Linked DNA regions of Homo sapiens: region 1 is linked to region 2. A link is an interaction called in ENCODE POLR2A ChIA-PET data of the cell type or tissue named here. Cell type or tissue: Caco-2. All regions are shown on one strand.

Region 1 (4,000 bases), 880 kb before region 2:
CTCCAAATCCTAAGGTTATTGGAAGATAAGTAGAGGAAGGGAAGGAGGAAGGGCCTAACAAAACAAGTCTAGCATCCGGTTGACAGTGGCTAGATATGACCCTCTCTGTCAGGAATTCCAGAAGTCACAGAAGGAAGGCTGCAACCGCCATACTTATGTTCAGAACCCCCAGGCTTCAGGATGGGCCTGGATCACATGGGGACAGAAAGTTATCTGGCTTCCTTTAACATGGGCATAGGCAACCCAGCATCTAGTAAGCGTGAGGTAAGTGAAGGAGGGGGAACTTCCTTCCTCTGAATGCCCATCCTGAAACCCGGGCCACGGCCTCAGTCACACAGAGTCTTGGTGGTGCAGGGAAACTGTCAGGCACGTGAGAAGGCACTGTCACCTCCCAATATCCAAAGCAAGGCCTGATGGTCTACTGGGGCTCTCAAGGCCAACGAGGCTTGTTCCTTTTCCCCAGAGCTGTTTCCTTGCATTTTCCTGATTACCAGCACCTGTGTCTGAAGAGCAACGGCTATGAAGAAGATGATATAACTCAAACTTACTTATGAGCAACTTTCTACCTTTTTTTTGATTGAAAGGAAAGGATGGTGAATTCCATCCACCTGTCAGTCATCTTGCCCCGGTGACAGCCTGTTCAGCCTGTGACTCCTCTGTCTGTACCATCCTCCTCTTATCGTATTCTTCTCCCGTGCCACCTGCCCAAGGGCACAGGTAAGAGACACACCCAGGGAGTCACAGCTCTGGGCTTCAGGAGAGCACACACCTGTTCTGAAGACAGCTCTTATTCCAAATAAGAGCTACCTCCCTTCTTACTTCCAAACGAAGTAAATAATCAACCCCTCAATGTCTTCCACCTTCCCGCACTTCCTCACCAGAGGAGTGAAGGGGCATGTTACAGTCTAGATCTGGTCACAGCATTTCAAGAGTATTTTCTTTTTTTGTACCTTAAGCTCAAACGGGGAATATGAAGGAAAAGAATTTTTTAAAAGACCCCACTGGCTGCTATAGGCCAATGAAAGATTAAAGTGAAAGATTAAATTTCTCTGCAGGAAAAATGACACCATTTCTCCCCTTACTATGAACTCGAAATGACACCTACATAGTATTTTGCTACACGTGCCAAAGAATAACTTAGTACTGTGAGTCTTTTATAATCAGGTACCATCAAAATCGTTTTTTTTTTTCTTCTCAGATTTTCTCCTGGATGTTATCTGTGTTTTAAATAGAAGTGAATTTTAAGAAATATTTTGGCCTTGATTGAAAAATAGTTTTGAAAGTCCATATTCTCCAGGGAAGAAAAATGAGATTAACAATGAGAATGAGGAAGACAAGTAAATTCTGGAACTATCTATGCCCAAATAAGTGAAAAATAATAAAACTCTGGACTTCAATAATAGGACATACACTAAAAGCTTATGTGTACAGAGGAAAGCTAATAAAATCAAACACAGAAGCAAGAACAGATGTATGTTCTGTGAAGAGCTATGTAAGTTTTAGATATTTACCTCCTGTAATTACTACTCTACTGGGCACAGTAGGTGCTCAATAAATACTGGTTTTGATAATTATTATCCAAGTTTTTTCTCTCTTATTCTGAGTTCCTTCCTTGCTTATCTTTGTACTAGCACTGAGCCTACGGGTTCTTCAATCAATCCTTGTTAAACAGAACAAGATTTGAATTTTCTTCAGAACAAGCCCAAGCAGTCACAAATGGTATTTCCAAGGAATTTCACAAGGAGAAAGAGGCAGTCAGGTGCTGGCCACCTTCTTTATGTAGCTGGAATGTGGTAGGCAGATTTCTGTCCTAATATGCAAGGTGTGGACAGAGCTGGCCAGTGGGGTTCCAGGCCAAGCTGGCCCCAGGATGAACTAGAACAGGCTCTCTTTCAGAGGCAAGGGCAAGGGTGATGTTTGCTCAGTTTATCACCCAGGTATATTATTTTCCACAACGGAAAGTTGCAGGCTTTTTTGCCATTTCGAGAGTATGCAGACTATGAGGTTAATTTTGTTTCTTTTTGCAGCCCTGGTACGGGTTTGACTTCGGTTCTAAGCATAAGGTCAATTTAACAGCAGTCAAAACAGTAGGGGTGCACTGAGGGGATAAAGAACACAGGCTTTGGAGCAGGCAGACATGAGTTCAAATTCTGGCTCTGCTACCAGCCAGTTCTGTGGCCTTGACCCAATTACTTACCATCTCTAAGCCCTAGTTTCTGTATGTGTAAAGCAAAGATACTATCAGCTACCTGCCAGGCTTGCTGGGAGAATAAAATTAATGAGGAAATTTATTAAAGCACTAGTAACACATAGTACACACCCAGTAAACTGTGACTTTCCACATGGTATCTAAGTTTTCTGGTACCTTGGTTTTCTCCAATCAAAAAGCGTGCTTAGAAGACTGAGGCAAAATTGCTAATAGTTCTTTACTAATACAAACGGAAAGATAGAGGAACAATAATGCAGCAGTCCTAAAACTACATATCAGCACATTAAAAAAAAAAAGAATCAAATTAGCAGAACCAGTCAACACTGGGACTGTACCATGGAAGCCAATTTGGACAAGGAGAACCATAACGGGAATGGCTTAAATGAGCAGCCATTTGGAAATATCCTGAGTGTTCCCTGGAGCAGCTGGGAGGAAGTAAACCAAAGCCCCAAGAGAACCTTCTCTTGAGCAAACTCACGTTCAACCCATGATCCTAGTCATTTTCATGTCAGCATTCAGAGACCCCCTCAAAACAAGTTGCTATAGATGACATATCTGGCAAGCACCCATTTTTCCTGTTTACATCAGATATACTTATTAAAAAAGTGTAGCTTTTTCATGCAATCTTCTTCATCAGACAAGCTCTTATACAATGAATATTTCTTCCCTACTCTTTAGAATAAATCCTATAAACAGCTGCTAAAGGCAAAAACCTCTTAAAACTGATTATACAATGTTAGAGTTGGACAGAGTTTATTAAGGTCATAGAGTTTGATTTCTCCCAGTTTTACAGATGAGCAACTGAGGCTCATCAAGGTTAAACAGTTCATACCAAGTCACAGGCAACTGAGTGACAGCCAGGATTGAACCCTGGCCTCCTGGCCCCAAGTCCAATATTCTTTCTGCTATACCATGCGGCCACCTGAAACTTTCCACTTGTTTATTTTCCCCCACAGAGTCGAGCCATGCTGCACACATAGAAGACTTCTACTAAATATTTGCCAAATTGATCTACAAATTCTACAATTCTGCTGTCTTAGCCTAATACTATATTTCAGTCTCCAGAGATCCCAATAGTGGTTTAATAAGAAGTATGAAGGCTTATAGGAATTCACAAAGTGCCTCTGAAATCATAATCTAATTTCCTCACAACAATGTGAAAAAGGTATGACTGTACCCATTTTAGAGATAAGGAAACTGAGGCTGGGAGGTTCAGTGACTTGTTCAAGGTTACATTGCTGGTTGTATATTGTTAGAGCTGGCCCTTAAATTTAGACAACTGATTTCAAAGCCTGTGCCTTTTTTATTTCATTAACTTAAGCCTAATTAATAATGACTGTTCTCACGCCCCAAATGATACCGCCATCCTTCTTTCTCCTAGCCTGTTCCATTAAAGAAAAAAATTTAGTTCCTAAGGCATCATCATGTCAATTTCAGAAACAAAACAAAGCACCACATGCAGGCTGATGGAACTGAAGAAAATGACATGTTCAGGTACAAGAATATCGTCCACCCAGCACAGAGCCCTATTTCCTTCAACAAAGCAAAGAATTCAGACCCAGCTCCCAAGACCGGAATAGCACTTACATTTACTGCCTTCAAGATTTTAAAGGCCGGCCTGAGGAAATGGCTGCATTCTCCCCTGACTGCCCGCCCCCACCCCATTGCTGAAGACGTCTTCAATCATTGCTTTATGTCAAAAGGGGAAGGAAAGAGGTCATTTCTGTGTCTTGGCAGCATAGGGCTGTCACATAACCTATAAGGCCTCCACGCAGGTCAGGGATGGGCAAA
Region 2 (4,000 bases):
CAGGGATAACCAATCAGTTTACAGAATTGAATTTAATAAGAACGTCTCCTCTTAAAAATGTAATGAGAAAGCATGTAAAAATAGCAGGTTAAATAAAAGAACACAATCGCAAGTTTAAGGTAACAGTAATAAATATTTAAAATGAAATAATTGGAAGCAGATTTTGAAGAACAATTACGTTCTCTCTAAGAAAAAAAAGAACATATTGCAAGCAAATAATATAATTTTCAGCAGTAAAGACAAAAGACAAATTTTCAACATTGCAGAAAGTATTTTAAAAAGTTAATTATATGGTAATCGATAGAACAAAAAGTAAACCCTAGAAAAATAACCTGGACATTGCAGGCCTAAAACGAAATTTTAAATGTGTGAATAAAATTAAAATATCCAGAGAATAGACCACGAGATTTCCATGTGCAAAGGATGAAATCCCTTTAGGACAGTGGTTCTCCACACAGGGCAATTTTGCCCCCCTAGGGGACATTTAATAATGCCTGGAGACATTTCAGTTAAAATTGGACGGATGCTGCTGGCATCTATTGTAATGTTAACAGATTAAGCAAATAAAAATATAGGAGGCCTAGTTAAATTTACATTTCAGACAAAAGAAAAAACAACAAGAATAAATTTATAAATAAGTATTACTTGTGATAACCATAATATGAGTTTACATCATAATGTAAGTGTGCTATGGAGGACCAATTACAGACCTGCAGCATTGATAATTGGATACACAGACAATGACAATTATTTGTTGCTTATTTGAAATTCAAATTGAACTGACACACTCTGTATTTTACCTGATAACTGTACGAGGACAAGGATGCTGCTCAATATCTCACAATGCACATGACAGTCCCTCACAACAGAATTATCCAGCATAAAATGTAAATTGTTCTAAAGTTAAAAATCATGCTTTGTGAAGATGTAATAATGAAAAGCACAAATTCCATAATAGCAATTAGGACTGAAAAAATAAAATCAGTTATTGATATAAGATTTCACACACACCAGCTGCCTTCCTTATCTCTGAAATGTCCAGCTTACCATACTTAGGCTCTGATTTCTGCACATACATCCCCAGTTCACACTTGCTTACAAGCAGGCCTTACTTTGAGACAGGAATGATTTGGGCTGCTTTAGTCCTTCACCAATTGCTGATTAATGAGCTGTGATGGCTTCCAGTTAAAATAATTTGTGGGTGAAAAATTCACAAAATATACTTCATTTTTAAAAATTAGAGTATAGAAATTCTCAAAGCTGTGTTCTTGTTTATAGGGTACTGTGAATTCCTAAGCCCCATAATTCTGTAGATAGCTTGTTTATGGCAGTCTTCTATTTACCTCCATAACAATTTTAGATTTTACTTCTTTTTCTTCCTCCTATCATGATATGGGATATTCTGATAATGATTTTAGCAATTTTGCTAAGTGATAATCACAGACTTAATTTGAATCATAAAATGACATACCCCTTATGAAATAAGATTATTCACTTTCAATCCTTTCTAACTGCTCCAGTGCTCTCAAAGGGTAGTGTCATCCCTGATGTCACAGTTCTCCTGTCCCCCTTACCTCTGGACTCATCTCTTAATCTAAAATAAAAACAAATTGTATGCAAAAGAAAGAAACATTTTTTAAAAAAGTTACTTCTGATGGATTTAGTTCTGTCCAGGAAGAAAATAGATGATATATTCAGAATACTCTACAATCTTTGGCAACTGTGTAACCTTGATCTTGGGAATGGATGTTGGGAAAAAAATTCTCCATGAATGTATTGCACTTCTGCATGGTCTAGCTCTTATCTTGTGAGCAAACAGTATGTTTGATGAGCAAACAGAAGGGCCTCAACTAGGATCAGGTGAGCAAGGCATGCAGGGTGCAAAGTTTGAGGAGCCACTTGGTTTTAGGGCCCTGCAACCTATTGAATGCCTTTTTACGTTTTGTGCCCTAGGAGTCTCGTTCACTTTGCCCAAGACCAGGTCATGGCAAAGAGCCTTGGGATTTAGAAATAGGGTATCCCTCTTGGTCAGAAGGCAGATTTGTTTAAAGATAAAGACTCTTCTCTTCTTCTTCTTCTCTCCAGAGATATTTGCTTACATTCCAGTGTAAAGCTTCTTCTTCAGAAGGCAAGATGGACAGGTTACTCACAGTGATCAAAGTTTTTAAGACTGGAGTTTCCTAATTTTGAGATTTCTCTTTTGATAGACACCACTACTTGCACATGTAACATCAGTTTCTCATCTTATCCCTGTGAGGGGACTGAAGCTTGAAGAAATAGTACGATGATATTCCTCTGACTACTGCTAGTACTTCAGTGAATAATAAACCATCTTTTGCCTTCTGCAAGTACAACAAGTGACAAGCTAAGTTGTTAGCTTATAATAATTTTGGCAACGAGGATGGAACACAGCCCAAAGACCTGGCCTTCTGAGGAGAAAGTGAAGGATCCTACAAGCTGATTAATAGGATTTGCTGAAAGTCCATGGGAACTGGTAGCTAACATGTTGACTAAAATGTTTGTAATTGGTAAATAAATATTCTTCTATTATGTTGCTCATTAATGAGGAGGATTGGGAAGTGGTTGAAAATTGAGTACCACTGGTAGAACTGAAACAGACTTCCAAATGACACTTTTAGATTTAGCTGTCTTCTCCAGATAACATTAGGTAGACAGATTAAAGATCTCCCAAAGTTGTTACAGGCCTTTGGTGGAAAGGTGAAAAGATTAAGGATCTCCCAAAGTTGTTACATTCAGATGCTTATTCAGTTAACCACCGAGTAGTGGCAATAATGCTTATTTGAAAGTAAATGTGTCTTGCATACTGGCCTGAAGACACTTTCTCTATATTTCCCTGATAACTTCTTTACCTCTATTCTGATGTCAATTGCTTTAGGGATTCGGGCTGGGCCTGAGATCTTCCTGACCCAAGGGACACCAAAGACCCTACAGAACCATCCCAACATATTGCAAAGCTTCAAGGAGAGTAGGGACTCAAATTAGTATAGCCCTGTTGGATATATGTGCACAAATCACCATTCTACTTGGTTCTGGGGGTTGGGGGAAGGGGTGCTGAGGGATGGAGGACAATAGCATGTGAGGAAATACAAAAGAGACCCTACTGGGAGGTGCACTAGAAAGAAGGGCAAGAAGCCAAGAGGAAAAAAAAAAAGCCAACCCTCCCCTCCCCTCCCATCCCCTCCTCTTTCCTTCCCTTCTTTTCCTCCCACCTCAGCCACCCAAATGACTAGGACAACAGGCACACACCATCATGCCTGGATAATTTTTTAGTGTTTTGTAAAGACAGAGGAGTCTCACTATGTCACCCAGGCTGGTCTAGAACTCCTGGCCTTAAGCAGTCCTCCCACCTCTGCCTCTCCAAGTACTGATATTACAGGCATGAGCCACTGCACCGGGGAGGCCTACAGTCGTTCTTTATAGTTTACCCTCTTTTTTCCTGCATTCTATAAATACTCAAATAGAAGATAGCAGGGCCTTCTGGCTACTGTGACAGCCTCTAACAAGCAGGTTTAGAAAGAAAAAGGAAAAAGAAGTGCCTGAGTTCAACTGATGAGGATTGAACAAACAGTGCACACACACACACACAAACACACACACACACACACCAAAGTTAGGAAGACTTTGTGGATAGGGCCCTTTGGACCCATTCGATGCACTGCTTTTTATTGTCTTTATATCTGTATGTATGGTGTGATATTAAATACTTAAAATATTATCTCATAAGTGCCAGAGAGATTGACCCAGGGAAAACCACCAAAAATGTTAGTGGGACAAACTCCCTGGCCATTTGAGCCAGTTGGTGGAGCATAATTTACCATGAGTGCCTTCACCCTCCAATGTCCGAACCTACCCTTATTGGGCTTTTTGTGTATTGCAAAAAGAGAAAATCCCTCTGTGCAAGATAAAACAGAAAATTACTCAATGTACTCAAAACAACTCACAAAAAATCGACCATTTCTCAAGGAATGAAACAATCAAG

What was found. ChIA-PET counts read pairs that join two places held together with the same protein. Peaks named below come from ENCODE experiments on the same cell type or tissue, not always from the same donor. Only the 100,000 strongest peaks of a DNase experiment are listed, where the experiment ranks them.
Region 1: POLR2A ChIA-PET joins it to region 2 with 6 read pairs; 1 of 35 experiments calls an interaction of 5 or more read pairs at or near these places.

Annotation. Positions count from the first base shown.
Region 1 is chr12:11,766,633-11,770,632 of GRCh38, reverse strand. All of the region lies in intron 2 of ETV6 (ETS variant transcription factor 6), which reads right to left. Among named protein-coding and RNA genes, the nearest start is that of ETV6, 120 kb to the right of the region's middle. In Caco-2, no CTCF peak of the experiment used is centred here; a DNase peak (open chromatin) is centred at 1,842.
Region 2 is chr12:10,890,011-10,894,010 of GRCh38, reverse strand. The region is part of intron 4 of PRH1-PRR4 (PRH1-PRR4 readthrough); the gene reads left to right. It also overlaps a transcript of PRH1 not described here. Among named protein-coding and RNA genes, the nearest start is that of PRH1, 7.8 kb to the right of the region's middle. In Caco-2, no CTCF peak of the experiment used is centred here; a DNase peak (open chromatin) is centred at 1,880.